Regions from separate parts of the Homo sapiens genome. Here region 1 is linked to region 2. A link is a loop called in an ENCODE intact Hi-C map of the cell type or tissue named here. Cell type or tissue: natural killer cell. All regions are shown on one strand. Links, peaks and the distances in the headings refer to the core of each region. The heading gives the core; the rest is flanking DNA. Region 1 overlaps PPP2R2B (protein phosphatase 2 regulatory subunit Bbeta). Region 2 overlaps PPP2R2B (protein phosphatase 2 regulatory subunit Bbeta).

Region 1 (15,277 bases), core at 3,156-11,155, 91 kb after region 2:
TCTCAGATGTATTTGCTCATCCACTTTGGCTTTCTTATTACCACCTCCATGCCCTCTCCCAAGTAGGACCCTACCTGGACATCCTCTCTCCCCCAACCCATCTGCTTTCTCTTCCTGTTATTCATAGGACCCTGAATCCCTGACAGTGCTGCAAAGGCTTTTTAGGACAAGATCTATTATTTATTGAGCAATGTATCTCATTCTAAAATCATCAAACACTCACTATTCCAAATGAGAACTTTTTCTTGCTTCACATCTTAAGTAAATGTTTACATCTACCCAGCATACATATTTTGATTATTGATACTTTGTTTAGGGTTATCCATTCTCTATATGTTGGTCCACTTTGGTATTGGCTCTCTTCAGTGCCCATTCAGTGATCCATTAAAGAAAAAAGATTGATTGCTTGATGACTTGTGAGCATAGAAAAAAAAAGATTGAGAAGCATCTGTTATATACTAAGAGACTCAGCTAGGCACTGAGGGTTTAGTGGTGAACAAGTTCCTTGTGAAGTTTACAATGAAGAGACTGAAACAGGCATATAAATGATTCTAATATCATTGTGATAAATGCTAATGATTAGTGGTGATAACTTATAAAGGCAAAGTATGGGGAGCAATGAGGCTGCATAATAAAGGGAGCTGTGTTGGGCTTAAAAGAAGTCACACAGGGCTTCTTAAGGAAGTGATACCTGAGCCAGTCCCAAAATATGGGGAATTTTAGCTTCCACAAAGTGGATACCATGTCTTACTGACTTCAGAACATCTGGCAAAGCAAAATTTCTGACCAAACATGTGCCAGATGCCATAATATGTGTGTTTGGGTAGCAGGTAGCACAGGGCCTGCCCAAGAACTCCCATTCCCCCACAGATGTGAGAACTTTCTCATTTTGGACCTGGAGTCCTGCTGACTTTGGGGTCAGCCATAGATGTCCCATGTTGTGCGGATAATAGATCTGAATGATTGACAGAGTTTGTATTGCCTGAGCAGTTAATTACTCCTCTGCTTTTTGAAAAATTGGGTGACAGATGGTAAACACCTTGACAGCAGATTCCACTGTAAACCACACAGGCATGTAGGCAAGTCTGGACTGCTATCAATTTCCCACTGGATTTTTCTGTACTCAGAGACTTATAATTTTTAAGACTCCTTTGCCCTTTAGGCAAGTTTTGTTCCAACTATGGGAAAATTTTATCTTCTAGGCTTCTATGTTGCAGGAACTTGTTTTGAATAAAAGGCAATCTTTATCAACCCACATGTCCTTGGGTTGATTCAAACCTGTTTAGTGTTGGAGATTTGGTCAGCCTGGGGAAGCTGTGTGCATTTTAAGGGGAACAGCATGGCATTCATTACTCACCTGCTTCCCACCATCTGGATTTTCACAGCTCAGCAAGCATGGTGGGCTTCCTGCATATTAGCAGGGAAAGCTTGGCTCCTAAAGAGGGTGTGGCTAGGTCCCTCTGAAGTCATAATTTTACAATGAACACCATGAATAAATTGGGGTTGGCATTCTATCCCAGTAAGCTGCTTTCATATCTGAATGGTTGAAAAATAATACACCATCTCCACAGCAGGGGAAGGAGGAAAAACACAAATCATCTTAATACTAGGAATCAAGCAAGTGGGAAGGAAAATTGGTTGTGTGGTAGAGTAAAGTGGAAATGTGCATGTGAGAGTTTGTGCAAATATGTTGTAAGGCAAGGGAGTTTCCAACTCAACATGCATTAATAACCTGGCCCTGTGCAAAGTGCTATAAGGAAAACAAAGATGGAAAGACATGTATAGTAGCATGAATTTAGATGAATATAACAGAAAACTTACTAACAGTAGCTTAAACCACAGGGTTTAACAATTTCAGACATAGGCTGTCTTAAGGTAGGTTTTAGTTGTTCAACAGTGTCATCAAAGATATTGTCCCATTCTCCCATCTGTCATACTCAGCTTCTTAGCCTTTTAAAGTCCATAGGCTTATTACCTCATGGTCACATGATGGCTGCCACAGCCCCACGTATTATGAACACATTTAATTACAAACAAAGGCAGGAAGCAATGAAGAGTCCGGTCAGAAGGCCTTCCCTCACTTACTTCCTTTTATTCAGGGAAGAAAACTCTTTCCCAGAATCTCTGTCCCGCTCCTGCTTCCCCAGTAGACTTTCCTGTATGCCTCATTGGCCAGATCTGGGTCACACAATTACCCCTAGCCACAAGGGAGGCTAAAAAGCAAGTATGTGGGTTTTCCAGCCTCTACAGTGGGACAGTAGGAGGCAGGCAAGGAAGAAAGATTCTGAGTAGGAGTAGCCAACCAAGAGTATCTGCCATGACATAACACATGCCATTAATGGGCTTGATCTACAGGGTCAGACTGACATTTAAGCAGTGCCCATTTTTTAATACTGCACTTATGGTTAAGTAGGAAACAGCCATTGTGATAAGAGCTTGGGACTTGGAGCTATTGGACCCTTCTATCTGTATTCTTTCATCTAAGAGGTAAACCAGCACCAGGTTGAAGATAAAACCAGTATGCACAGAATTAATTAAATGAAAGGAAGAATATTCAGTATCCAAATACTAGACACTGATTGGATGACAGAGGAAACAATTCTGGATCAAACAGAACGTATTACACACAGTAGGTCAAGGATAGCAAGCATGTGGCATGTGTAATCAGAACTGTGTATTTACTACTTCTGTCTTTAGTACCAAACTAAATGAGTGTGAGAAGCAGTGTCAAGTTAAGAAGGTAACGCTACTGAATCAGGAACTCAAACATAGTTCCATTTAGACAAGGGCATAGGTGAAAAGGTAGAATACTTCATGGATAACGTAGCTTGGATGCAGGTTGGCAAAAGTGTATTGATGAATTTTTTTTAGCTCCATACCATCCAAACAGAATCCCAAATAGTAATAACATCTAGACAGAAAGATTAAAAAAAATCTTTGACTCTGTGTACTAAGAAAATAATTATTGGTGCCAAATCAAGTTGAGTCATATCAATAGAGACACTGTATCTACACAGCATTTTTAACTCTTACAAGCTCTTATATCTATCAGTTCATTTTATTCCCATAATTTTACTTCTTTTGGAAGAATTGTCCACTAAAAAGAGCAGTATGAAGGAACTTTCTGGGGTCAATGGAATTGTTCTATATCATGATAGTGGTTATGGATACATATCTCTATGCATTTGTCAAAACCTTTAGAACTGGATGCCACAAAAAGTGAATTTTACACACACACACACACACACACACACACACACATACACACACACATACATAGATATACAGATATACAGTGTTTTTTTTTTTTTTGAGACCAAGTCTGGCTCTGTCGCCCAGGTGTGAGTGCAGTGGCATGATCTCGGCTCACTGCAACCTCTGCCTCCCAGGCTCAAGTGATCCTCCCACCTCAGCCTCCCAAGTAGCTGGGACCACAGACATACACCACCATGCCGAGCTAATTTTTTTTATTTTTGGTAGAAATGGTGTTTCACCATGCTGCCCAGCCTGGTCTCGAACTCCTGAGCTCAAGGGATCCACCTGCCTCAGCCTCCCAAAGTGCTGAGATTATAGGCGTGAGCCACCGTGCCCAGCCTATATATAAATTTTAAATTTTTAAAAAGTTTTAAAGCTGCTGAGATGAGTGCTAAAATCTTTCATTCAGTTTGAAAACAAATTAAAATTGTTTACAAGTTAAAAATTGTTCAAGTATTTATGGTTATGGCAAAATATAGAAAATACCGAAGATTTAGAAAAAGACCATAAGAAAATAAATTATGTACGTTCTACACCAAAAAGTACAATTTTGGATTCTCTCTGATAAACTTTTGTCTATAGAGAGAGAGTGTGTGGGTATGTGTAGTCATTAACAATTACTTGTAGGAGAGTCAGATTGTAAAGGAAACTTAGTTTTATATTTTAAGTGCCACCTTGTCATTAACAGAAGTTTCTGTAAGTGTACATATTGCTTTACCTGTTAGAAAAGATATATTCTACCAAGAAGCAGCTTCTCCACTCCTTCTGGAATCTCCGCCTGGTTCAGCCCGCCTGCCTCCACTCCTGCCTCCACCATGTCCATCAGGGTGCAGAAGTCCTACAAGGTGTCCACCTCTGGCACCCGGGCCTTCTGCAGCTGCTCCTACACGAGTGGGCCTGGTGTCTGCATCAGCTCCTTGAGCTTCTCCTGAGTGGGCAGCAGCAGCTTCCGGGGTGGCCTATGGTGGGGCCAGTGGCATGGGAGGCATCACTGCCGTCCCAGTCAACCAGAGCCTGCTGAACCCCCTTAACCTGAAGGTGAACCCCAACATCCATGCTGTGTGCACCCAGGAGAAGGAGCAGATCAAGACCTTCAACAACAAGTTTGCCTCCTTCGTCGACAAGGTACGGTTCCTGGAGCAGCAGAACAAGATGCTGGAGACCAAGTGGAGCCTCCTGCAGCAGCAGAAGACGGCTGGGAGCAACATGGACAACATATTCGAGAGCTACATCAACAGCCTTAGGCGGCAGCTGGAGACTCTGGGCCAGGAGAAGCTGAAGCTGGAGGCGGAGCTTGGCAACACGCAGGGGCTGGTGGAGGACTTCAAGAACAACTATGAGGATGAGATCAATAAGAGTACAGAGACGGAGAATGAATTTGTCCTCATCAAGAAGGATGTGGATGAAGCTTACATTAACGAGGTAGAGCTGGAGTCTTGCCTGGAAGGGCTGACGATATCAACTTCCTCAGGCAGCTGTATGAAGAGGAGATCCGGGAGCTGCAGTCCCAGATCTCGGACACGTCTGTGGTGCTGTCCATTGACAACAGCCGCTCCCTGGACACGGACAGCATCATCGCTGAGGTCAAGGTACAGTACGAGGAGATCGCCAACCGCAGTCGGGCTGAGGCCGAGAGCATGTATCAGATCAAGTATGAGGAGCTGCAGACGCTGGCTGGGAAGACCTGCGTCTTACAAAGACTGAGATCTCTGAGATGAACCGGAACATCAGCTGGCTCCAGGCTGAGACTGAGGGCCTCAAAGGCGGGAGGATTTCCCTGGAGGCCGGCATCGCAGATGCGGAGCAGCGCAGGGAGCTGGTCATTAAGGATGCCAACGCTAAGCTGTCCGAGCTGGAGGCCGCCCTTCAGCAGACCAAGTAGGACATGGCGCGGCAGCTGCGTGCCTACCAGAAGCTGATGAACATCAAGCTGACCCTGGACATCGAGATCGCCACCTACAGGAAGCTGCTGGAAGATGGAGAACATGAGTATCCATACGAAGACCACCAGCGGCTATGCAGGTGGTGTGAGCTTGGCCTATGGGGGCCTCACAGGCTCTGGCCTCAGCTACGGCCTGAGCTCCAGCTCTCGCTCTGGCGCAGGTTCCAGCTCCTTCAGCCGCACCAGCTCCACCAGGGCCATGGTTGTGAAGAAGATCAAGACCCGAGATGGGAAGCTGGTGTCCTCTGATTTCCTGCTCAAGTGAACAGCTGCGGCAGCCCCTCCCAGCCTGCCCCTCCTACGGCTGCCCCAAAGCCTAGGAGGGAGGCTGCTGTGCAAGGAAGCACAGGGAACAGGAGACTTACCTGAGGCTCAGCCCTAGCCCTCAGCCCACCCGCGGGGGAGTTCACTGCCTGGGGACCCCCGCCCCTTGCCCATGCCTCCAGCCACAAAACAATTCAATTGTTTTTTGTTTTGTTTTGTTTTGTTTTTCTGTCCAAAATAAAACCTCAGCTAGCTCTGCCAAAAAAAAAAAAAAGAGAAAAGATATATTCTGAAATGAAAACACTTTGACAAAATTGCAATCATTTGACATAAACTGTTTTATTGACTGATTATTTTCTAAATTTTATGACATATTAACATCTTTCAACAAGGTCATCTTGGCATAATCCCAGTAGGAGTATTTGGGTTTGGCCATAACCAGACTTTTTTCCTATCCCCTCCCCAACCCCCTATTTGTGGAAAATATGCTCAAATGCACTATTTCAGTTACCAAAACTTGGTAAGTTACTTTGGTAAAGTAAACCTTATCAGAGAAAATGGATGCTGACTTTGGACCGTGATCCAGGACCCAAGAAGGAGACCACAGTTTTATATGGATGGGAGGAACAACTGTAATTCCCATCAGGACACCTAAGAATCCCGTTTGTTTAATGATCCACAAAGTAGTCATTGCCAGTCTAGCTAGAAGCCTCTGTGCTGGGATGACAAATGATACACATCCTACCTCCCCCACCACCCACCCAGATTCATTACCCATTAATCATGGCACCCCAGCCTAGAAGTGACCCCGCAAAACCTTCTCAACACAAACCTGGTAACTATGATCATTTCACCATTATCATTCACTATGAAATATATTTTCTGTTCTTATCTTAGCTGAAGGCGAAAACTACCAAAACCCAATCCAGTCATCAGAAATAAAGCCAGGTATTGAGTAGGCAGAACTAGTCAGCTGATGCAAGTAGGGTAAATGACTTTATGATATTATCTACCAAATGTTTCTTAGATGAAAGATAAAACATTTAATGGGCTCTGAAAACTAAATTGCATTACCCTTGCATTTCCATCTCTATGATTGATGTTGAGAGGTCAGTGCTAGTGACCTGGTCAGTAAGATATTCCATCTGTAGACTTTGAGTTTAGATCCTAAGTCTAAACTGAGTCTCCATTTTATCAAAACAGTCACCCTCCTATGTGAGTTGTATATCACCTAATAATCCAGGTGCCTGCCTCAACTCAATTCTCTGGCATTGCATAGACTCCAGCCTAGCATGATACTGCAAGAGACTAGGGATGAACTAGGAGATTCCTCTGTTTCCGTAAGCCTCACAATCATTAGCCTCACATGCGTATCATTGTTAAGTCAATATCTATTATTCAGGTAAATAATACTTTATGTATGAAATTACCAGTCTAGAACTTTTGTAGGATGCTGAGATTGATTTAAAAAAAAAATAATAAACTCAGCCTTAATAGTGCCTATTGAGCTAGAAATGGGGTTACCAGGCCACCATCTTGTGGAAATTAAATCAGCACAAATAGATTTGGAGCAAGGCAAACTTCACACTACCCAGGGTTTCCTTTAAAAATCACTTTAACTACATCTGACCTTTCTAGCTGTTTCTGGCTTTTGTTTTTAGTCATTGTGTACTTTATCCACATCTATATACAACAGAGGAAAAATGCTCAAGTTTGTAGTTTCTTGATCAACAGCATGATTAGGCTGAGCAGTTAATGAAATGTGGAATTGTCATATAAACTTACAATTTAAAGGTGAAAGCCATGTTGAACTTGATGAATTGATTTCTGTGGATCATGATTTCAAATGACGTTATTATCTCTAAACTTGCTACCTTATTACTACATCCTCTTACCATATCACAAAATTATTTTGTCTTGAGCAGTATATTTTCCAGTTTAAACTGCCTTACCAAAGAGCATGCTGCAAACACAAGAGTATTTGTATCAGAAGTTTCAGTATCTTGAAATTGGAATGTATAATGATTCATGAGTTTTGCATCAATTATTAAACAGTCATAGATGAAGATATGCAGAGATGGATGGGGCAGTAAAGTATTCCAGTTACACCTACTGGCTTAGCAATGATAAATGAGTCAGGAAACATGAAAGTTCAAAACAAGTATTAACTTGAGCTGCCACGGCTTATTCTCTGAAGGGAAGTAGACAATAGCATGATATAAACAGGTTCATGTACAGAGCAGCTGGCTAGTAGAATTAAAATAAAGGTAAGGACTCTGCAAGAGGGCTAAGGAATTTCAGAATCCTGCCATGCAAATCACCCTTTCTCTTACAAGGTTCTTGAGGGAGACATAGCATTGCAAAATAATAACACTTGGAAAACAAAGGAAATATTTGTATTACCTGGGACCATGCCTAATACTCCATAATGCAGAATTCTAATAATACTGGCTTAAATCATGTGACTTTGACTTCCACTTGAATCCTGCCTTGTTTTGACTTGCATGGGTCTTAAAGTGAGAGTAAAGACATTTTCAGAGTCTAGGAAGAAGGAAAATGTATGTGTCATCCCCTGGGAAAGCAAGTGTTGCCCTTGGAGTAATATCTTCTTGGCAACTGAGCCAAGAGCTCACACTGGGAAAAGCTACTTAACTCTCTTCTGATACCCAACTTCACCAAAAGGAAAGGCCCATCTTTAGTTCTCATTGTAAGGCCCTTGCAGCCCACCCAGAACTCTAGTGTTCTGCATTAATCACTGTCCAGTGAAAGGGCATAGACTGCATGTAAGCAGAACTTTAGAACGTAGCTCTGAGACAAGAGCCAGGCATTGTAAACCTCAGGCCTGGCTCCCACCACCCTCTCATTATTTCCTGCTACTCTTTCTTTCTGAGAAATGTTTGTATTTGAGCAGTTCAAGAGCCTTGAACTGGACCAGCCTTTGTACCTGACCAAAGACAAAAAGTGAAAAGCAATAGACATGCCCGCTTTAGGCTGTACCCAAATTTGGAAGCCCCATGAATAACCCTTTGCTAACCATTCATTGAAAAGCCAGAAGCAGTGGTTAATGTTAGAAGTGTAACTTAGCACTGGTACTTTCAAGCAGGGCAATCTGAAGCAACTGCAAATGTTAAGTAGATGCCTTCTCTCGTCTAAACATGGGAGTAGTTTGCTAAGATGGGCAAACTGTAACAAAGGAAAGTGGTCAAATAACTCACTTGAGGTGTCTGGCTTTCTCACTGGCTGGACTTTCTTCTCAATTCATGGGCATTGGTTACATAAATGGACCTTCTAAACTTACATCTGGAACTTAGTAACCATATTGCTTATTTTGTGTTTCCTTAAGGTAGTATTCACTGGAGTCTTCTCGAGAAAATGAACTAGATTTCTAGTTAAGAGCATCAGTATTGGAATGAGATAGCCTATTCCAAATGAAGACTCTGTACATTAGAAGTCATAAACTGATAACCCACAAACCACATTCAGCCCACAGATATGATTAACTTTTTCATTCTCATGGCATTGGAAAAAATACTTGCCAATGTATAAACTTTAAGAGATTTTTGCATAAAAGTCCTGATTTCCAGCTTCCTATATATATTTAAACAATGAGAACATCAGGCAATACATGGCAATACAGGCAATCATGGCCCCAATCAGCTTAAGCTGAATAGCCTCTTGCCCCTTTAAAGGAGACATACATAGTCCTTCTAGTTCACCTATGTTACTTTGTGGCCCTGCAGGCCTTTGTATTTGCTATCTAGGAGGTCAATTATCTAAGAAGTCAAAACAAGAAATCAAGAATTGTTCTTTTAAATGTGTCTAGCTTGAAAGTGACCAAGGTTTATGCCTTATTTTTGTTAACTTCTGCACAATGAATGACCATAAGGAGCCTTTTCATACATGGAAAAGAACAGTTATATGTGAAGTGGAGAATTTTACACTACTTACCTGAATAAATCAGGCATACAAAGAAAATCCTGAAATAATGATATAAAAGTAAGATTTGAGATCAGAATTACTCAGGGGTAATTGCCTTAGTTTTCCACCTCACTGTTTCCCCTTTGCTTTCCTTACCTAGACATTATCTTCAGAATGTTCCTGTCAAAGGCCATAGTCATAATTCCCCTGCCTCTTTTTTTTTTTTTTTTTTTAACTCATTTGCACTCTTGGTAGCAATTGTTGGAGCCCTGCAGGGGAATAATTGTGGGGGAATTAACCTCTGACATTTTTCTAAAAATAGCCCTAATAAATCCAATCATAGGTAATTTACCTGTCCATGTTCCTCCAGGGGTAACCAGCATAGAAGAAAGACTTGGCAGGCTGGCATTCCTTCAGCAATTATCTGTGATCTGAGTTCCTGGTGCCTGTGCATTTTCTCTGATTAGAAATACAGAGTACAAATTGCCCTCACTTCTCTGCCCTTATGACCTTGTTTTCTCAGCACCCTTCTCCTGGGGTTGAAATAAGTCATGCTCTTCCAGAAGGATGTGTTGGGCTCACAAAAAAAGAAGGGGCACGGGCCAAGCTGGAGCATTCGTCAGTTCCTTCCTTGAATTATCGACTGGCAGAGTTTTCCCAATGATTTCTTTGTGCTCTGTTCCTCCATTTTCCATGTCTAAGCTTCAAGCATCCTAACCCTGCTTCATCACAGCCCCCAGCCCTGATTTGAATAGCCAGAACTGAAGCCTGTGTGGGGAAGATTCTTGGTGTAAAGGCCGTGGATGCACGAAGGGTCTGTGGTTGGTAGAAATCATCAAAGAAAATAGCCATTTCCTTCAGCCATCATGAAGTTAATTTTCTCTTCCTTAAAAGGGTATAAATGTGTTTTTCCCTTTTATTCTCTCCAGATGTTCCAGGAGACCACTGTGCAGTGTGGGCATCTAGGAAATTTACTTCCCAAGTGCCACTTCTGGTGGCATTTAAAACCCAGAACATAACATCCTTGTAAATTCCACTGCAGAGACAAAGCCCTAAGCCCTTAAATGCACAGAAAAGTATATCTATTATCTATCCTTTCAAAGTAAGTGTGCAGTTACTTAAATTGCCTTTGTCTTCTTCTTTGCAGCTGACATTATCTCTACGGTAGAATTCAACCACACGGGAGAATTACTAGCGACAGGGGACAAGGGGGGTCGGGTTGTAATATTTCAACGAGAGCAGGAGGTAAGTGGTGGTGAATGCAAAATGCCCATTTTCTTCACTTTTTAAAGGAGGCCTCCTACTGTTCCTTAATCCTTATGTGTCGCCCTTAACCTTGCTGCTTTGCTCGAAAACTAAAAACTGCCAAAAAAGTCATTAACATCAACTGTTATACATTCAGACTCATAAAAGCCCTGTAAAAGAGAGCCTTTTCTGGGCATGGCCTTATCTTTCTACGCCTGGATGTTACACCTGCAAAACAACTTCACTTCTCGCCTGACCTGCAAAATTCCATGGGTGCTTGTTGAGCGTAACTCCTCCTTTTTCAATGGGATCTGTCATAGAGCCATTGAAATTCAGTCTCCCTTGATTTCAGGTGTGCCAGAATATGCAGGAGGAAAAAAACATAGTTTATTTGCCAACAGATGTGAAGAGGACAACTTGGGACAGCAGAGAAGAAAATGATAGCTTACCTCACCTAAGGGGGTAAAAGGCCACAAACTAGCGTCTGAGTAAAGCTTATGACACACATCACAGTATCACTGTAGGTGACACAGAGGGCCCTGGAGCTGAGTGCTACATATAGGACCATTTCTGAGCAGGAGTTCTAACTTCCAGTAACTCTCATAAACCCATTTCTTCCTGAGACATGGGTTTCACTAGGAATTGTTTCTCTTTTTCATATAAATTGAGGTTTTTGGTGTCTGCTTCTGTTTGTCAAAATGGAATTATGGCCCAATTTGATTTCCTTGGCCTCCCCTGGCATGGTCTTCGAGCTTCCAGCAGGCCAGTCTGTGTTCTAGTAGCTCTCCCATCTGCCACTGCCTGCCTCTGAGATTCACCGGGCACTCGGGAAGCATGAGAGAGGCCCAGTGTGAGAGGAAGGTTTCACAAGAGACTTCCCTAGCAATTTAAAGCCTGCTTTGTGCCTCAAAGCCACTTGCAGTACACCTCCCCTCAAAAAAGGAAAGCCTCATTTAGAGGTGATATATTTAGTAATTGCACATTATTTGCAATTAATTTCTATAAGGGCATCGTAATCCCTCGGGGTTCCATATAAATTCAAGTGTTCAGCATTAAATCAGGCATCCAGCCTATTCCATTGGCCCTGGAAACACGAAAATGTGGTTGGCAAGTAGAAACTAATAGCTCTTCATGACCTGGAATTTTTCCTGCTTTTCCAGAGCTGCCTAGTGCTAATTGGTCTGGCACATACTACACACACTTGACAGTCTGATTTGGATGGTAGCAAATCAACACTCTTATAAATGTATTGTTAAGGTGGACTGGCTCTCTCTGCAAATGAGCAGGATAGTACCAAGTATGTCAGCATTTAAAGTCTTTTGAACACTCATTTTCAAACCTCCTTTTCCAGCTTTTTCTTAAAAAAAAAAAAAAAAAAAAAAACCAATTAAGTTCGCAGTGATGATAAAGAGGAACCGGAGGAGCTATTTAGCATAAATTACCCAAGGCAGCATGTTGCCAGTAATATTCTGCTCTACATTTTCCATTAGCTATTTATAGGTTTCACCTATTTTAATTTAGTGAAATATTTGGGAAGCCTGATTCATTCGTAGAATGATGGGGGACACATTTTCTAAAGCAGGGTAGTTTTGTTCAATAAAAAATAAATGTCAGTGAGGATAAAGAACCTGCAGTTAAGCGTTAAGCTTTGTGGCCAGTCTTGGGATTAAAATGAGCACTAAATCCGAGAAACAAACCCATGTGACATCATCTAGGGCAGACCTGCTTTTGACTTCAGTGAGTGAGCTCCAGGAGTGAATTCTCAGGAGGCACACACCCAGAGAGTCTGCACAAATACATTACACACCCAGGGTTCAGCACTCTCACTGGTCAGTAAGTTGAGATTTGGGTTTGGATATTTTATATCCACCTAGAAATATACATTTGGAAATTAACCCTTTTATTAAGAGTCAAGCTTTTATAACAAATGTTTAATAAGACTCATATTTGAATTTTTGAGTTTTTCAAAGCCTGCTTCTTGAAGCTCTTGGTAATAAGGACCTAAAATATCTGAAATAAAACTTCCCTTTCCACTTTCCTCCTCTTCTTCTTCTTTCTTTCACATCCTGTTTTTTTTCTCCTCTCTTCCTTTCTTCTTTTTCTTCCTGTTTCTGCAGACCCTTGCCCTTGTGTTTAATTCTCTCATCATGTATGTAGTCCCTGCTGTTTGCTCATTGCATAATCAGCGCTAGAGGAAAGCCAAGAGGTAAAGTCTCATCATTCCTTAATGATGCAGGTAGCATCCCTGAGCTCCTGTCTGCTTTGTCACTCATGTTGGAAAGAAAAAAAAAAAAAAGGAGCAGGGGCATATCTGATGCCCAAATCTGCTCCTTATGAGCTGTGAGACCTAGGGAAAGTCATTTAATATCTGAGCCTCTTTTGTCCATTTCCTTGCCCCACCCTACCTCAGAGATTTCATGAGAATCAGGTGAGATCTTAAAAGGCCAATGAAAGTCATAGATGCTACAATTTTGTACTCTCTTTAAGGGGTCGATGTAAGTATTTACGAATGCCACTGTGGGATGACTCACTCCAAAGGGTGACTGCAGCATCTGTTAGGATGCAAAAAGAAAATATTAGAACTTCTATTTATATTGATTTTAAAATTTTGTTCTATTTTAATATTTCTATGTATGTATTATGTATACTATATGATAGTACAGAAGTTCATGTGTATAATTATATGTGTGTGTATATATATATATATATATATATATATATATATATTTTTTTTTTTTTTTTTTTTCAGAGGTGCTAGTGACTATCATGGCCCTGCCCTCATCCTCATGGCCCTGCCCTCATCCCACCCCCAATGACTGCTGGAAAAAAAAGGGAGTTGGCGAGTTTTACAGTTGGCTACTGTGATTTAATCTGTTGTGTATTTTTTTCCTTTCCTACAGAGTAAAAATCAGGTTCATCGTAGGGGTGAATACAATGTTTACAGCACATTCCAGAGCCATGAACCCGAGTTCGATTACCTGAAGAGTTTAGAAATAGAAGAAAAAATCAATAAAATAAGATGGCTCCCCCAGCAGAATGCAGCTTACTTTCTTCTGTCTACTAATGGTAGGTGGAATTCCTGTTTGGTATTTTCAGAGATACAGTCGGCCAAACTATATACTTCAATCTCTCTTAACCTCAATTTCCTTTGAACTGTGTGGGCTGTTGAAAAACTTAGAAATAACATTTGCAAGATGCTTAGCAGAGTGCCTGGCACACACAGATTCGGCCCTCAATAAATAGTAACTACTGTTTTTTAAAATATTAAATTTATGACCCAATTATGTGAGACCCATTATCTGCAGTTTTCAACTATTGCAGATTATTTGCAGGTGTTTTTGGAATGTGACTTCCTGTCTTAAGATTCACTGAATGTTATTCTGGGAATACATTTCAGGAAACTCAACATGCTGTCTCTGTGAGGTTGGCATATTGAATAGAAGTTATTAATCCCTGAATATATTTTAGGGTCTGTAAAGCAGATGGCTGTGTGTCTCTCTGACAAAAATTAACTTCTATGATAGGAGCACAAGGCAAGAAGAGATAGGGACTTTATCAAAAAACTGATCAAGAAAGGGTTTCTTTTCCTATCTCCCTCCATACTTAACACCATTTGTTGGATGAGGAGGAGTTGACATAAATAGGTCAGAGAGAGAGGATGTTGGGTACTGAATAGAGAGACAAATTACATAATGACTGGGTAAGTCTTTATACAGTGGAATTACCTAACCTCCAGGTTCTTAAATCCTTGCTAAAAGAAGCCATCTAAGCTCAAAACAACTTGGCATAAAGTCACATGTTAAAGGGTGCTAATTGAATAGCATAACAATTAAGAGGATTCGTATTTAAAAATTAAACACTCTCTCCCAAGAAAATGAGTTGGAGAATGATTCATTTTATCTCATATGTGAGTCTATGAGGAATATACATTTTAATTTAAATCGAGAAGCAAGAAGCAAGGGATTTAAAAAGAAAGGGAAATGTTCATATTTCAAGTGAAAAAATACAGTGTCAATAATGTGATCAAACATACATGAATATTTTTAAAGACTGGAAGGAAATACAACATAAGGTTCATCATGATTAATTTTTGTGCAGTATGGGCAACTTGTCAATTTGTTCCTTTTGTCATTTTAATTTGTAAAGTTTTACAATGAGTCTCATATTAATCTTATGGAAAAAAGCGGAAAGTTATTTAATGCATTTGAACCCCAAATCTCTCAAATATAAAGCCAGCATAGAAGTCTAAAAAAATGACAATTCGGACGCAGCTGGTTTAGGATTATCCAAGCATATCTCATCTCCTCATGACCAGATCTCTACTCATCTGTTTTTCCAGACTCCAAGTAGTTTGATTCTTTCTCATAACTATATTTATTGTTCTGTTTATGTTTTGCAATCCTGATTTCTTGGAAGCCAAACCACATAAATTTGTTTCAATTTCTTTCCTTTTAATTTTGCTATTTAAGTTTCACTAACGGGCTTTGCAGATTCAACACTACTTGGAATAAAAGAGACTTCTGATGATTTTGACTTAATTACTTTAGGCAGAGGAAAAATGTCTGATTGTCTTCTATAGCTAACTCACTTTATATTCTCAAATTTAGCCTATTGATTATTGCATTTAAAACTCGAAGACTTGGCCAGGCGCGG
Region 2 (15,277 bases), core at 4,481-12,480:
CTCCCTACTTTGCAGATAGAAAAACCAAGGTCTAGAGATGCAAAATAATTTGCCAAAAACCACATAGTTTATAAATGGCAGGCTTTAACCCAGGGATGCCTAACTTGGTCTTGTATTCCTTACCATTACCCCAGGGTGACTGGGCTAAGCTTTCCTTATATTTTTAGGAGCTGCACATGTCATAGGGCTTTGAAAAATTTAACTTGCTAGGCCTGCTAATGATGACTTAAATAAAGCTGCATGACTTAGCTAGAATATAATATTTTCAAATATTCATTCTATTGTGTTTTTTTCTCCTGATACCCAGTATTTCTTTTAACATAAATAAATTTTATTAAATGCCGAATTAAAACTGGTTAGATTCTCATAACAGTTCTCAGTTCTGAATTTAAACTTAATGTTATGTTAAAATATTAATGACCTTTATCTTTAAAAGTGTCTAAATTGTACTAAAGTTAACAAATGTGGCTGATAATCCCCAGCACTCTCTTAGAACATTCCCTGACATGAGGCATTTGCTGGGGCTTACATAGTTCTAATGTCGGGTTTCAGGCAGCACTGAGAAATACAAAATGTGGGGAAATTTTGCATTACAAATTGCCTGGGGATTTGATCTCCTAATACTTAAAAAGTGTTCTAATTTCAGCTAAATAATAGTAGCTGTAAAGCATTTAGGTGTGGATGGCATTAGGCATGCGCTCTATGGAATAAACATGTTTTGGAGAGAGAAGTAGCATTTGGAGCATATGAAGGGAACAATTCATAAGCTGAATTTCACTCCTCTTGTCCCTGTGTATCCTGCTTTCTCTGACATGAACATTCTTTATGGCTCTGGTTCCAGCTCCTTGAACATTTTATTAATGTTGATAGTGAGGACAGGAGTAAAATTTATCCGAAGCTTAGTTCTAATAGCCAGGTTGGACTCCTTCCAATTCCCCAGAAGTCCTGTGGGTTCAAAATACTTGCATAACTAACTAGTGCTGGCTTCTGAGCCTTGGGGCACAAGTTAAAGGCTTGATCTCCTTTTTTGTAAACATGTCCTTTATGGAAAGACCTCACTATATACTTATCCCATCCCCACCATGATATGGAGTGTCCAAGCTGAGGAAAAACTGTTTACCAACCTGCTGACAAAACCCTACTTGTAGGAAATCCCATGTCTTATCTGGCTAAATAACTTAGACCATATGTTCAGGTCCCAGAGCCTGGGATTCTTCAGAACAAGCTGAAATGTGCCTATTTGCATCACCTGGGGATACTGAAATTCCAAGCACAAGTTCATTTTCACATAACTCATTATGCTCCCTTGGATTTGGTGCTTAATGTGAACTTTGACAACAGATGGAATGAGATGATGCTTCAGGAGCACTTACTAATTCTTTTGTGCTCACAAATACACACAAATAGTGATAATATGCACTCAAATTTCCAAAGCCAGGCAGTGCCCTCAGGTATTCATTTGCCACCCCCCTGTTGAGTTCTTGGGTAGAATTTAATTATCCAACAAATTTGGAGATAGCTATGCCAGATGTTAGGTACTGACCTAGACATTTCCAATGGAAGTATCCAATGCATTCTAGAGAGAGCAGGGAAAGCAAATTTGGGAAATAAGACTCTGGATGCGAGAAAAGGGGGCGTGAAACTGGGACTAGAGCATGAAATTTGTGGTGACTTCCTCAGTCAGATTGTTACTCCTTAAGCTCCAAGAACCATTGGGTGTTTGTGTGGGTCATTCAGGAAGGTCTGAGAATATCACCTCTGCCTCAGTTAGTCATAAAGAATCTCATCATTTGGACCCAGCCGAGGACACAGCTTTTGTCTGTTCACAATAAAAACAGAATTACCCCATTGATTTGAATGACAGACACATGCAGCTGCTCCTCCCTTTCATTCCAGCATGGTTAAGTGGGGCCACTTGGAGCACTAACTCATCTTCGAATTTGGGCTTAGCTCTGGAGAAGTTGTTATTGCAATTATAATTTGTTATTAATAAAATGTATTAACGGGATTATGATAATAGCCAGCATTTATTAAGTGGGGATTCTGCACCAGGCACTGTGCTAAGCATTTGTACATCCCTTTCACTCTCATAGCACCCTTATTAAGTAGGTAATTGTAATATTTCCATTTTATGGGTGAGTGAATAAAGCTCAGTCTTTTAACATAAGTGCCTAAGGTCCTACAGCCAATAAGAGGCAGAGGCAGGCGGCCTGACCCCACAGCCTGTATCTTCCCATCACCCTCAGCATGAACTGTATTTACTGATGGTGATTTCCCCATCCAAGGGCATCTTCTGTGCTCCAGTCTCCACTTAAAAGGTTATAAAGGGGCCCTATTCTTTTTCTAGTTTTATTGTATATTTGACAGTTAAAATTGTGTATATTTAAGGTATACAACTTGATTTGATGTATGTGTCATAAAATATTAGCCACAGTCAAATTAACATATATATCACCTCACATAGTTGCCTCTTTTTCTGTGTATATATGGCAAGAACACTTAATATCTGCCCTTTTAGCAAATTTCAAGTCTACAATACAATAATGTTAACTATAGTCACATTGCTGTACATCAGATCTTCAGAAATTATTCATTTTGTATAACTGAAGCTTTGTACCCCTTAACCAACATGTTCTCCTTCCCCACCCCCTCAGGCCCTGGTAACTGCTATCCTACTCTGTTTTTATGTTTAGCTATTTTAGATTCCACATATAAGTGAGATCATGCAATATTTGTCATTCTGCATCTGACTTATTTCACTTTGCATAATGTCCTCCAGGTTCATCCATGTTGTTGTAAATGCCAGGATTTCCTTCCTTTTAAAGGCTGAATGATATCCCAGTGTATACACACATATATATACATGTGTGTATATGTGTGTGTGTGTGTGTGTGTGTGTGTGTATGTACACATACCCCACATTTTCTTCATCCATTCATCTGTTGACAGACATTTAGGTTGCTTCCATATCTGGCTATTGGGAATGGTGTTGCAATGAGCATGAGAATGTGGATCTCTCTTGGAGATCCTGATTTCACTTCCTTGGAGAGCCCCCCTATTTTGAACCCCTAGTCATTCCTACCCCATCCAAGCACAGCTGATTAGACCGAAGGGCAGGAGTACAGAAAGGTAACCAATCGATAGATGGGCTTATGACTTTTTATGTGACCTAGTCCACCCCCCCACCCCCCAAAAAAAATTAGCTGAGTCTATCAGATTTCTTCTCTTGGGAGTTGAGACCAGAAAAAAATACCATCAGGGTATTTAGCTCTGAGAACTTAAGGTGAAATGAGACTATGAGAGCAAGTCTGAGCTGTGAAGTAATGAGGCAGCAGTGGCTATGAGGAAGCAGAGAAAATTAATTTGGTAGAGACAGCATTAGAGAGTGCCCTCCAAGAAGAAGGGTCTTGAGGAGGAAAAGAAATAGCCAGCAGCCTGGGATGCCCCTAACCTTGATGCCATTCTGGTACCAGTACCCGGGGATCCTTACAATACACAGTTGTGAGGATGAAGTGAGATAATTTATATAAATTACCCACCAGAATGCTTGATCCATAGATAGGTAATCAGTACAAGTCAGTAATATTATGTTTATTATTATTATCTTTTATTTATATTTATCTTTTATTTGGAAATTACAGAAAATCCTCTCATTTCCAATTATCAAGATGCATGGACCTAGAGCTATAAAAATCCATATTATTTCTTTCATGATTGAATTGACTTCCTTAATTGTTATAATAATTCAAATTTCAGCTTATGATTATCGTCTTAGGTTTTTTTTCAGATCGATTCCACACCCACTAATGAACTATCGTGTTGAGCAATGGGAGAGCAATTCCCATAATCTGTTTCCCTGCAATCCCTCTTCTGATGCTAATGAGAAGTACCATGGAGACATCAGCCGTTAGTATACATGGGCTGGTATAAATCATGGACTATGGATCATTGTGCATCTTTGTTGTAAAACAAATGGCCTGTGGTCAGTTAATCATACAAAGAAACATCTCCAGGGCCTCCTGGCTTTACTCATAACCCCTAAATTCGTTTGCAGTTTTATAAACAGAACATCTGTTAAAATATGCAGAAATTACAATCATAGTCATTAGCAGAGAGCTATATAGCTTTGGCAGATTTTTTCCTAAGCTTTTGATGGTGATCTCCTCTATCTGTGATTCATGCTTCATTCCCAGTCTTGCTGAATCTCTTTTGTTCACCTCTGTTCTTTTGGGTTGCAGCACTTTTAACCCAAAACTCATGAGTGGACATGTGTTGTCTCAGGCTAGATTGGCACCATGCCATTGTGCAGCATGGCAGAGTGACTGTAGCCTGTCGATACCTCCTTACAAAACTGTATATTTTGGGTGTGCAATATGCATATCTTCCAGCAGCCAGAAGCTGAGAAACCCTAATTGGTTTCACACCTCTTTTACTGACCTTGGACTCTTACAGCACTGGCATTTAACCAAAAGTAAATAGAGCTCCCCACTATCACCAGCAGCAGCCCAAATCTTTCATATTCATTCTCTTTCTGTCTTTCTGTTAAAATTTGTACTGTGTTAACAATTTAAATTAGGCTAGTGCAAATAACATCTAAGTCAAAGACAAGGAGAAATATGTTCATCGCTAGAAAACAAGATTTGCTCTAAGAACCTAGGTTGGCCTCCTCATTGTTTAGTGAAGAAATCATAACTCCATCTAAGAACTGGGGAGTAAGTAAACTTTCTTTGGCCATTGCTTTGTTCTGGCTGCCCCGGAATGGGAATCAGAGGATATTTTCTACAGAAATTAAAAAGTCACCTCGGAGTATTCAGTGTATCTGTCACCTATTTTTATATATATGGTTTTATAAATTCTCAAAGTCACTCTGGTTGAGCCTGACTAGATCCCTTTAAACAGGCTCACAAGGAAAAAGAAGACAGAAGTGAAGTGGCTAAGATAGCAAATTCTGAGGTCAGACAGACATGGACCTGATTCCCAGATCTACTATTTGTTAGCTGTATACCCTGGAGAAAGTTAATTCCTGAAGCTACAATTCCCTTCTATAATATTAGTGCCTACCTCATCAAGTTATTGATAGGATTCAAAGAGATAATCCAAGCAAAGCATCTCGCTATGTGCCTAGAGCATTCTTAAGTGCTGAGTCAATATTAGTTGCTACTGTTGATAATTTTGTTTGTTCTCAGTGTTAATGCACTGTTAGATTATGTTAGGTGTTGATTTTATCATTGGTAAAACATTCTTTTTGTAAAGTACTTATAATATTTAAATGATAGCATTCATTTGTCTAAGAATAATTTAAGCTCCTGCTCTAGGCTCAGTATGCTGGTGAGTGCTGTATGGTGTGTGAAGATTTATCTTCTGCATATGCCTATCAATGGGTATAAATCATCTTAGAATGTATTACAGAGAAAATCCAAACCAAGTACTGTGGAAGCTGTGGATTAGAGAAATAAATTACCAGCTGGGGAAGCCTTCATCAGGGGAAGGTTAAGGAAGTCAGGGTTAAGGCAGGCTTGACAGATCTCCAGTGATACGTGAGAGGAGAGAAGAGGGTAAGTCTCCTTGGAAGATGAAAAACAAAATGAGGCAACCGAGTGAAAGAAATTGGGATAAAGTAGACAAGGAAAGGGCCAATTTGCCTTCTGGGTGAATGAAAAAGAATTAGAGGGTAAAAGCCAATTAGAGGCTCAAAACCAGACTCACCAAGTCCCCAAAGATACTAGGGATAAAAATGGAAAGCTCCTGAGGAGGAGACTAAAAATAAGACAAATGCCTGTCTCGGATGGAGTAGTTATGGGAAGGGAGACTCTGAAAGGAGATTGACGGTTTGTTTGTCTATTTCTCAGCCTGTACCTGAGACAAGCTCCAGTTTTCTGCCGTATTCATGGCACTTACTGGCACTTGTGGCTGCACAGCTCCCTGCCAACCTCTGAACTCCAGGAGCTAAGCCAGCTGTCTTTAGGCAGCCGCTTTCTTGCTTTCAAAAGGAAAATTGCAGTTGTGCGTTGGAGTCCTGAGCCCCAATTAACATGTCAGGCTCTGAAACAAACAAATACAGATAACAAAGAGGGAGATAATGTTTTAAAATTAGGTTCTCAGGAGTCCCCCATTAATTTGGAGCTCACCAGACAGTTACTGCATGTTCAATAAATACCATTTGATGACAATAATGTGCTTAGCTGCTGGTAGTCGGAGATGCCCAGTAGATAGGTCTCTTTAAGCACGAGGTTACAAATATACCTTGTTATATCATATTCAGCACAGATGCAGAGTCTTTCAGCTTTACAGCTTTTGTGAGTATTAATCCCTCCAGAGGCCAGAAAGATGGGTGTTATCATCCTCCTGCTAAAAATAAAAGAAAGCAGGCAAGTTGGTTTGAAAAATCCAGATGGTGAGTTCAGGATACATGGACTCACTGTATAATGTTCAGTACACACAAAACCACTGCATAATCAAATATGCTATGTAAATACCCAGAGGTTGTTTAGCAGGGTAGCTTGTGGAAATGAAAAAATTAGCAATAGTGGCATGGATTTTTTAAAAAGCAATTATTTGCTTTATGTGATGACAAGAATCCACAGATGGTGCATCCTTAAGTTCTTGAGTGTCTTGAAAGCTAAAGCATGATTGTAGTCACACTACAAATAATAGCTGAAAAGGGGTATGTAAGAGCCCTTTATTCTGTTGATTTCAGTGGAACAGTGCCTGTTATTGTATGGATCATGGTGGAGCACTTTCATGCTGTGAGAACACAGTGGGAACGTTGAGAGCTAACAAAGGGTCAACTCCCAAAACTTTTGGAAGAGTTTAGCTGATTTACTACTTCCACCTTAAAAGGTGGAGAACTTATGGGATGGAGTTACAGGCTGGTGAAATCAAGCTGATTCTTCTCATTGCCAATGGTGGTATATTAAGTCACTCTCACTACTATAAAAGTTCAGAGTGGACCTTAATTAGTAGCAATAATCACAAGGTGATGGTACTCACTAAGAATCAATGGCCTAACTAAGAAAAAACATGTGCTTCCTGGCCAGACTTAGAAGCTACAAAACAAATAATGGTTTTTGGCAGTGGTAACTGGGAACAGAGACTTCCTAAATTTGGCTTGATTAGTTTCCTTTTCTACCCTAGGTTTGTAAATAGGACTTCCCAAATTGTACATTTGTTCATTCAGCAAATCCTTATTAATCATCAATTATGAGCCAGGTCCTCTGCTAGGTATTTGTTGGAGAAATAGTATATTCTGTGGCTTATCTTTAGCTCAGAGATTTTGCCTTATTTGCCTTACCTTTCCCCAGGGCCCTTGGCACAGTATATGGCACATTGTGGGCACTCTGAGTGTAAATTAAAAGAAGAAGAATGTTTGCCATTTGTAGCTACTAGAGCAGTCAGATGCCACGGAAGTGGTGTTCTATCTCATAATAACTTAAACTTATCACTTGGTAAAAAGTGCATTGCACATAGGCCAGGTGGGTGGTTTTAAGTTCTGCTCACTCTGTCCTTTGTGATGACTTCTGTTTGTGATGACTCGAGGAACAGATATGTATACACTTGGACGTATGGGAGCATACGTGGACCTATCATGAAGATTCTCATTGGTTTTTTTCATTGCCCAATTGGATAAGAACAAGATGCTTCTGCATTTTAAAATCCTCCTCAGATGTCATATCATTGCAATGACATTTTTATATGGGTGTTTTCTGTTGGTGTACCATTGTTTGAGTCAGCAGCAAAACACACTGAATGCCTACAGTGGAAGAGGTGAAACAGAGATGCTTATTAGGCAGTAACTAGGCAGCTGAGTTCAATAGTGACAAAACGTAGGGATAGTCTATATGCAGGCATGTTTATACCCAGTTGAGCATAGATAAAAATGTGCATAGATAAAAATGATAGTCACTAATGATGACAAAGAATTTTTATCATGTGCCAGATACTACGCTGGTCATTTTATGTGCGTTATTCCATCGAATCTTCTGTTTTTTAGTCATGCAAATTGACTTTTTCAGCTTTGAGATGTAATTGACAAAACAGTTTGTATTTAAGTTGCACAACCTGACGTTTTGATATACTATACCTAGTGAAATGAGTCCACAATCAAGCTAATTATCTATCACCTCACATGCTTATGTTTTGTGGTTTTTTCTGTTTTGTTTTATGCATATGTGATGAGAATAACATCTACTCTTAGCAAATTTCAAGTATATAACACATTACTAACTGTAGTCACCATGTTGTATATTAGGTCTCTGGAATTTATTAGGCCAACAGCTCCCCAATACCTCACTCCTCAACCCCTGGTAATCACCCTTCTACTCTGTTTCTATGAGTTCAACTTTTTTAGATTTCCCATATAAGTGAGATCATGCAGTATTGTCTTTCTGTGTGTGGTTCATTTCATTTGGCGTAATGTATTAGGTTCTTCCATGTGGTCACAAATGGGAGGGTTTCCTTTTTTAAGGCTGAATAATATTTGTTTTGCATGTATACCACATTTTCTTTATTAATTAATCTGTTGATAGACACTTAAGTTGTTTCTATATCTTATCTATTGTGAATAATGCTGCAATTAATATGGAAGTTTACATGTCTCTTCAAGATAGTGATTTTATTTCCTTTGGATATATAGTCAGAAGTGGGAGCCTATCTAATCTCCTTAACAGTCCTTATGAGGTGGGTACTTTCACCAGCCCCATTTTATAGATAAAGAAACTGATAACCTGCTTATGACCATTGCAACTAAGAACCCATTTTCTTAATCACTACACTAAATTACTATGTAAGTATTTAATATAATGTGATTAAGAAATTATTTCTCCTTTGCCCCCATATTTTCATTTTGCACAAAAAAAATAGGGGGCAGGAGGAAGACACCACTATTCATTGTCTTGATTTTCCTGTTTTAGAAATTAGTCCAGTCCCATTTGATTGCCTCCCAGTGGAACCAATAAATTGGATGAGTCAGTGGTTCTGGAAAAATTCTTAAAATAAAACTGCACCATATTAATATGATTAGTCATATCACTAAAATAGAGACAATTCATAAGGGCTGTTTTCAAAACCCTAAGTAAAAACATAAAGCAATAGGATGTGCAAACAGTTGGTAATGGCATTTGGTATTGAAGGAAATCATTTGTGCAGTTACCTTTGATTCAAGCAAATATCAGCTCTTTTTTCCATGTTTTTCTGGGCTTACTCAACTGTAGAATTATTGGAGTTATATGCGCATTTCTGAGAAGCTCTGTACTTGTCTATTTAGTCAGAACTAAAAAGGAAGTGGGCATTCATAGCAACCCATTTTATTTATAGCTCTGCTGTGGCAGTTTATTGTAAGTACAGTCACTTGTTAGCATAAGTTAAAAGCTATTACACTTTGATTGCAACTATCATTAGGTAAAGTTATCTGAATAAGCTTGGGTCTCCACTGACAAATGAAAGATGTAAATTTCTCACACACTTTTAATGAGTAATTAGTGCAAACCTACCATTTGCTCTGCAAAGTTCAAGGTTATTTTATTTACTAACATGACTAAATAAAAGATCAATTTCAGTTCAAGTAGGAAATTGATTATGATTGACAAAAGAAGACTGAAGACCTTCATAAAGAGTATCAAACTATTTTTTCAAGCTAAGCTGTAGTCATTAGCCATGTACAGATATCTTTCTTCAGTCACAATCCTACTTGTGAAGTTAAGATAAAGGCCAGTTTTATTGGTCTTTGGGAATGGAGAGTTATTGGACAGAGTCAAACTAAGTCTATTTTCTATAATAGCATTTCTCAAAAAGTGTTCAGAATTTCCTGAGATATGTGTCAAAATGAAATTTCTGAGCTCTACTCAATATCTACTGAATCAATGTCTAGGCATGGTCACCTAGAAAGCTGCATCTAGTGAATTTGACTAAGTGTGGGGACCACTGAGCAAACTGGTCTCCCTGTGTTTAGATACCTCAGCCCTTACCTTTGTCTCAGCATTGTAGTTGCAGCTCAGTATAACCCTAGAGACAGGGAACTGAATTCTTTTGGCTCTGTTGCCCACACTTAGGTCCTTTATATTCTCGTTATTTCTAACCCTAAACATGTATCAGCTGATTTAAAAATTCCACTTGGGAATAGGCAGCAATATTGGGTGACAGGAACACAGACTCTAGAGTCAGACTGCCTGGGTTTCAGTCCCAGCTCAGCTATTTATGTCTTTATACACAGGTGAGCATATATGCTCTTGGCCAAGCTGTTGTGTGATCTTAATATCCATGAGCCTCGATTTCCTTAATTATAAAATTAGGATAAAAATAACTGACTTAACAAGGTTATAGGGATTAAATAAGTGACTTAAATGAATTAGTACTTGGATCCACTGTTATGTACAATTCTCCCTTTATTATTTCATCTACTCTTGTGACTTGAAATAGTATCTATATGTCAGCAACTCCCAAATTCATGTTTTTAGTCCAGTCCTGAATTCCATATTTTCTTATGCAACTGCTGCTTCAAAATTTCTATTTGGATGTCTAATAAAATATCGCAGACTTAATATTTCCGACTGAACTTCTGATCATCTCCTGAACAAACCTTTTTCACCTACAACTGTCCCTTCCTCAGTTGATAACAACTTCATCCTTCTAGTTCTTCAGGCCAAAAACCTTGCAGTCATTCTTTATTCACACTCCACATGCAATGCATCAGAAAATCATATTGGCTCTATTTTTAAAATCTACCCAGAATCTAATCTTTTTTCATCACTTCCACTGCTACCGTGCTGATGCAAGCAAGTATCTAACATACTTTGTTGTAGCAGTTCCCTGCTTCCACTTTTACCACTGACCCCCAAATCTCTTCTCCACACAGTAGCCATATTGATTCCTATAAAAAATTAGGTCAGATCATGTCACTCTTCTGTTCAAAATCTTTCAATGACTCCCCACCTCACCCAGTGTAAAAAAGGGCCCTTATGATGGCCTGCAAGACCCTACATCATCTGTCCTTCGGTTTATTCTCTAACCTCACTTCCTACTGCTTTCTGCCTGTCCCGTAGCCTTCTTGCTGCTGCTTGAACTCCCCAGTCTGGAAGGCCTTAACATTGGCAGTTTCTTCTACCTGGGCTGCTCTTCTTCCAGACATCTGCATAGCCAATTTCCTTACTTCTTCAAGGCTTTAAGTGTTGCCTTTTCAATGAAGCCTTTCTTGAGTACCTATTTGAAATTGAAGTCCCCTTGCACCTTTAGTCTTTCTGATCTGCATTAACCTATTCTGCTTTCCCATAGTCACCTTCTAACATACTACATACCTTACTTATTTATTGTTTGTTACATATCTCCCTCCACCAGAATCTGTGTTCCAAAAGGACACTTGTTTGTTTTGTTCATTGTTATACCCCCAACATCCTAGGACAGTACTTGGCATATAGTAAGTGGTGGTCAACTACATGTTGAATGGATGAATGCATGAACAATGTGGCATTGACTCAGAAGATAGTTTATAATTTCCCACAGGTTTTTGGCTGGGCTCTTGAACTATTTAACATTTTGTCACTGTATTGGCCAGTAATTTTTTGGTTAAACAGGCTAAAAAATCCTACTAAAAGTTTGCTTAATCAAAAATTAGGCACACACACCTTAAAAGATCTAAAGAACACTAGTTTTGAGTAAGGCTTGATCTAGAGCCTAGCTATGTTACCCGGGTTCAATAGTCTCTGTCCTCTGCTTTCTATGTAGACCCAGCAGCTGTTCCAGCCTCTTTGTGGTAGAAAATTGTCTGCCATAGTGCAGGGTTCCACATCTCCTTAAATCCTTAGGAAACATCTCCTAACATCTCATTAGCTCTGTTTGGATTCTGTGCTTATCCCTAAATCTATTCCCTATATTCAGTAAGATGGAATACCTGATGAATTAGGCCAATTAGGGCCTCACTCTCATGTGGCGGGAGGAATCAGCACCTCTCAAATTTTACTTGAGGATAAGAAAAGGGAAAGTCAGGGGATTATTGGCAGAAGAAGAAAAGAATGGGTTGCTGGGAGACAGCCAGTGGTCTGGTATAATAAATAGTAGTGAGTGTGTGCTTATTAAATTAAATATGGTAGCATAAGGTTTGGGGATTCAAGCCAAAATAACATATGGAAGAACTGATGGATTTCTTCATTCATTCAAGAAGTGGAATAGCATCTGCAAAAGCACAGAGGTATGAAAATGTTTGACATGTTTGGAGAGCTTTGAGGAGTGAGTGTGAAGAGAGTAAAAGTAATATGTTGGAATCTTCTCAATGTAGCAGTGAAAATCTGGACCTAACTCTCATTGGTCCAAGTTGGATTTTTTTTTAATGCCTGAACCAATCACTGTTGCCAGGGGCAGGGAATATGCCGATTAGCTCAGACCTGTAAGCTGTACAGACGCACACGCACACGTGCACACACCACACACACATACACACAGCAGATTGGGCTGAAAAATGAAAAATAATATTTTCTTAATAGAAAAAGGGGGGATCGACACTGAAGAGTTATAAGAAGCAGAAAAAGATTGGCAAAATATCTCAGAATAGACCAATGGACTAAGATATAGCAGTATGATAGTTACATGACATTGAACGTGGTGCTAATGTAAGATATGGTGTGACAGTTGTAAAATTCCCTGCCACTTTTCAAAAAGACCCGCACCATTCTACTCCTTACTTTTTGTGTTATATATATGTCCTTCCAAAGGACACAAGAAGAGAAACAGGTCCTAAAAGATAGGTGACTGGGCATAGTTGAGTCCTTCCTTTGCAGGTAGTCTCTCTTTGCCTTTTCTTCTTTTTCATCTTCCTTTGGGGTGTTTTGAATGGAGAAAAAGAAAGCCTAAACATTGACCGATTTGCAGCATTCGTTGTGACTTTTGTCCTTTCTGCTCCACTTGTGTATCTACTCTAGTATAGTTCAGAATCAAAATGTGAAGGTCTGACTGTTCCTCAAGAGTTCATTTTATTCTGTCCCCAAAACACTGTCCCACTTTCTTCCTCCTCTCTTCAATGCTAAATGGAATGTGGACAATCATAATATAATGCTTCACTCTTCCTGCCATTGTAGGATTTTCAGAGAAGAAAATCTAGGTGTCTGAGGCAAGAGAAGGAGAGTGTGAGGTTTATCACAGGTGGATTTATCCTTGGGAGGGATATTAGGCAATGCTGCCTTATGGCTCAGTGCAGGTGTGCTCAGAGGTGAAGACAGACATTGGGGTATCTTTCTGTACTTGTTCCAAGTCCCCATCATATGCTCATCCCCCTTTGTGCACTGATCTCTGTTGCCTTGCTGGCGTAATTAAGCGCTCCCAATGCTACTGCCCCAGTTTCTAGTCTGTGGGTAGAAAGAGCTGCCCTCACCCGTGCCAACCCCCCAGCATGTTCCCTCATTAAATCATGCATATGCTAATGAAGTGTGAAAATCAGCCAAATAACAACTCTTTCTAATCACTTAAGGTCCCAAGAGCAAAGGGCTTTTTTCCTGTTCTCTTAATTTTGGGGTGGTTGTTATGATTTTCAAGCCAATCGGAAGCACAATTCTCTGGTGTTTCTCCTCTCCCAGTTCCCTTCCACAGAAATGAGGGTAATTGGCATTTTCACTTCTATCTCAAGTGAGAAGAGTCTTCAGGAAAACCAGTGACCCACTGTGCCCTTTTCATTTGCATCTGGGGCTGGATAATCCCTAGTTTTACATTCATACACAGAGCAGTCCCGAAGGGCAATTAACTAGACTACATTATTTCCTGCCCCCTGGAGGGCTAGTGTTTGAGAACATTTCCCCCAGAGATGGGGCATGTCAAGGCCCTTGTGTTGTGATTACATTTTACCTCTGCATTTCAGTCAACTTCCCTGAGACTTTGCCCCTCTACCCATTATCCTTGCAGACCTAGTTATGTTCTCTGTCTCCCTGATCTGGCCCCTGCCTGCCTGACCATCTGCTACATCCGGCCATTTGCACATCTCTCTTTTTTCTTCTTGGAAAGGTTTATCCACAGACATTCTTATGTCTGGCCTCTTTTTATCCTTCACATTTAGGCTCAGTTGTCACTCCTCAGAGAGGTCAGCCCTGACCACCTATTTAATATTAAATCCAATCCATTATCATTATCTTATACCACCTCCTCTTTATTCCCTTCAGAGCCCCCATCACTGATACAGTCCTATTTCTTAGATGTATTGCCTCTCTCTCCTTGAGGGCAGGGACCATGCCCGTGACTGTCTCGTTTGCCATAACATCACCAGGCCCATAGTAAATGCTCAGTAAATGTCTTTGCGTAAATCAACAGTGTTTTCCAAGTACCTTTGAGTGATTTTCATGTTGAAGTATAAGGTTTTATTTCTTTGGCTGTTTCACCTGAGACTGCTCCAGAGATTTTGTTGTATTTTTGTATTTATATTTGCTTCTCTATGTTAAGCATGTGTGATAGCTATATTATTAATACTGACCATGTTACTCGATTCTAAAATCATTGATGATAGTGAACATGTTACTGAAAGTTTTATGGAGAGACTGAAAGGGTTATGTCACATACCCAACATCTTTTTTCTTTTCCAAGTCTTACCCATTTGCCCCCCAAGTTTTTGGCTATTTTCTCTTGCCTTTCCACCCACATATTCACTCAGAAATCCTCCTTCCTACTCTTTTGTCAAGACACAATCAGCTGTTGCCCTCGGATTCCACCCTACAGAGCAAAACAAAAGCCTCACAGTGATCTCAACAGTGGCCACCTTTTGTTCCTGGAGCACGCTCCTTAGGGACCTGAGTTCATTCCAACATATTTGAATGAATAAATCACTGCATAGATGTTATCTTGGTCCCAACTGATCTGAGCCCTTTTTTCATTTTATTCATTTATTCAACAAATATTTACCAATGTTTGTGCCAGGTGCTGGGGTACAACAGTGAGCAAGATTGATTTGCTGATGCTAAGGTCTCTGGAAGAAACTGAGAGGGATGAATGAATTTAGAGGTCTGTGTGAGTCAAAACCCCAAGGCAGAGAGTTTTGTTTCTGTTGTTGCAGAGTGTTTAAGTGTAACCCAAAGGATTATATTTAAAGAGTACCCTTCACCATAATTTTTGTTGTTGTGTTGTTGAGATAGAGCCTTTCTCTGTCACCCAGGCTGAAATGCAATGATGCACGATCTCGGACCACTGCAACATCTGCCTCCTGGGTTCAAGGGATTCTCTTGCCTCAGCCTCCCAAGTAGCTGGGATTACAGGCATGTGCCACCACGCCTGGCTAATATTTGTATTTTCAGTAGCGACGGGGTTTCGTCTTGTT

The links. A loop is a pair of places that touch in the nucleus more often than their neighbours do. Peaks named below come from ENCODE experiments on the same cell type or tissue, not always from the same donor. Only the 100,000 strongest peaks of a DNase experiment are listed, where the experiment ranks them.
Region 1: it touches region 2 in a loop (2.3-fold over the local background); 1 of 110 quality-filtered maps calls a loop at or near these places.

What each region holds. Positions count from the first base shown.
Region 1 is chr5:146,696,392-146,711,668 of GRCh38, reverse strand. PPP2R2B (protein phosphatase 2 regulatory subunit Bbeta) reads left to right here. Exons shown (of 10, transcript NM_181675.4): 3 at 10,527-10,624; 4 at 13,525-13,690. It also overlaps the pseudogene KRT8P48. Among named protein-coding and RNA genes, the nearest start is that of PPP2R2B-AS2, 140 kb to the right of the region's middle. In natural killer cell, for the core only: no CTCF peak of the experiment used is centred there; no DNase peak of the experiment used is centred there.
Region 2 is chr5:146,788,544-146,803,820 of GRCh38, reverse strand. All of the region lies in intron 2 of PPP2R2B (protein phosphatase 2 regulatory subunit Bbeta), which reads left to right. Among named protein-coding and RNA genes, the nearest start is that of PPP2R2B, 83 kb to the left of the region's middle. RefSeq lists enhancers at 6,330-7,124, 14,392-15,093. In natural killer cell, for the core only: no CTCF peak of the experiment used is centred there; no DNase peak of the experiment used is centred there; H3K27ac peaks cover 2,384 bases.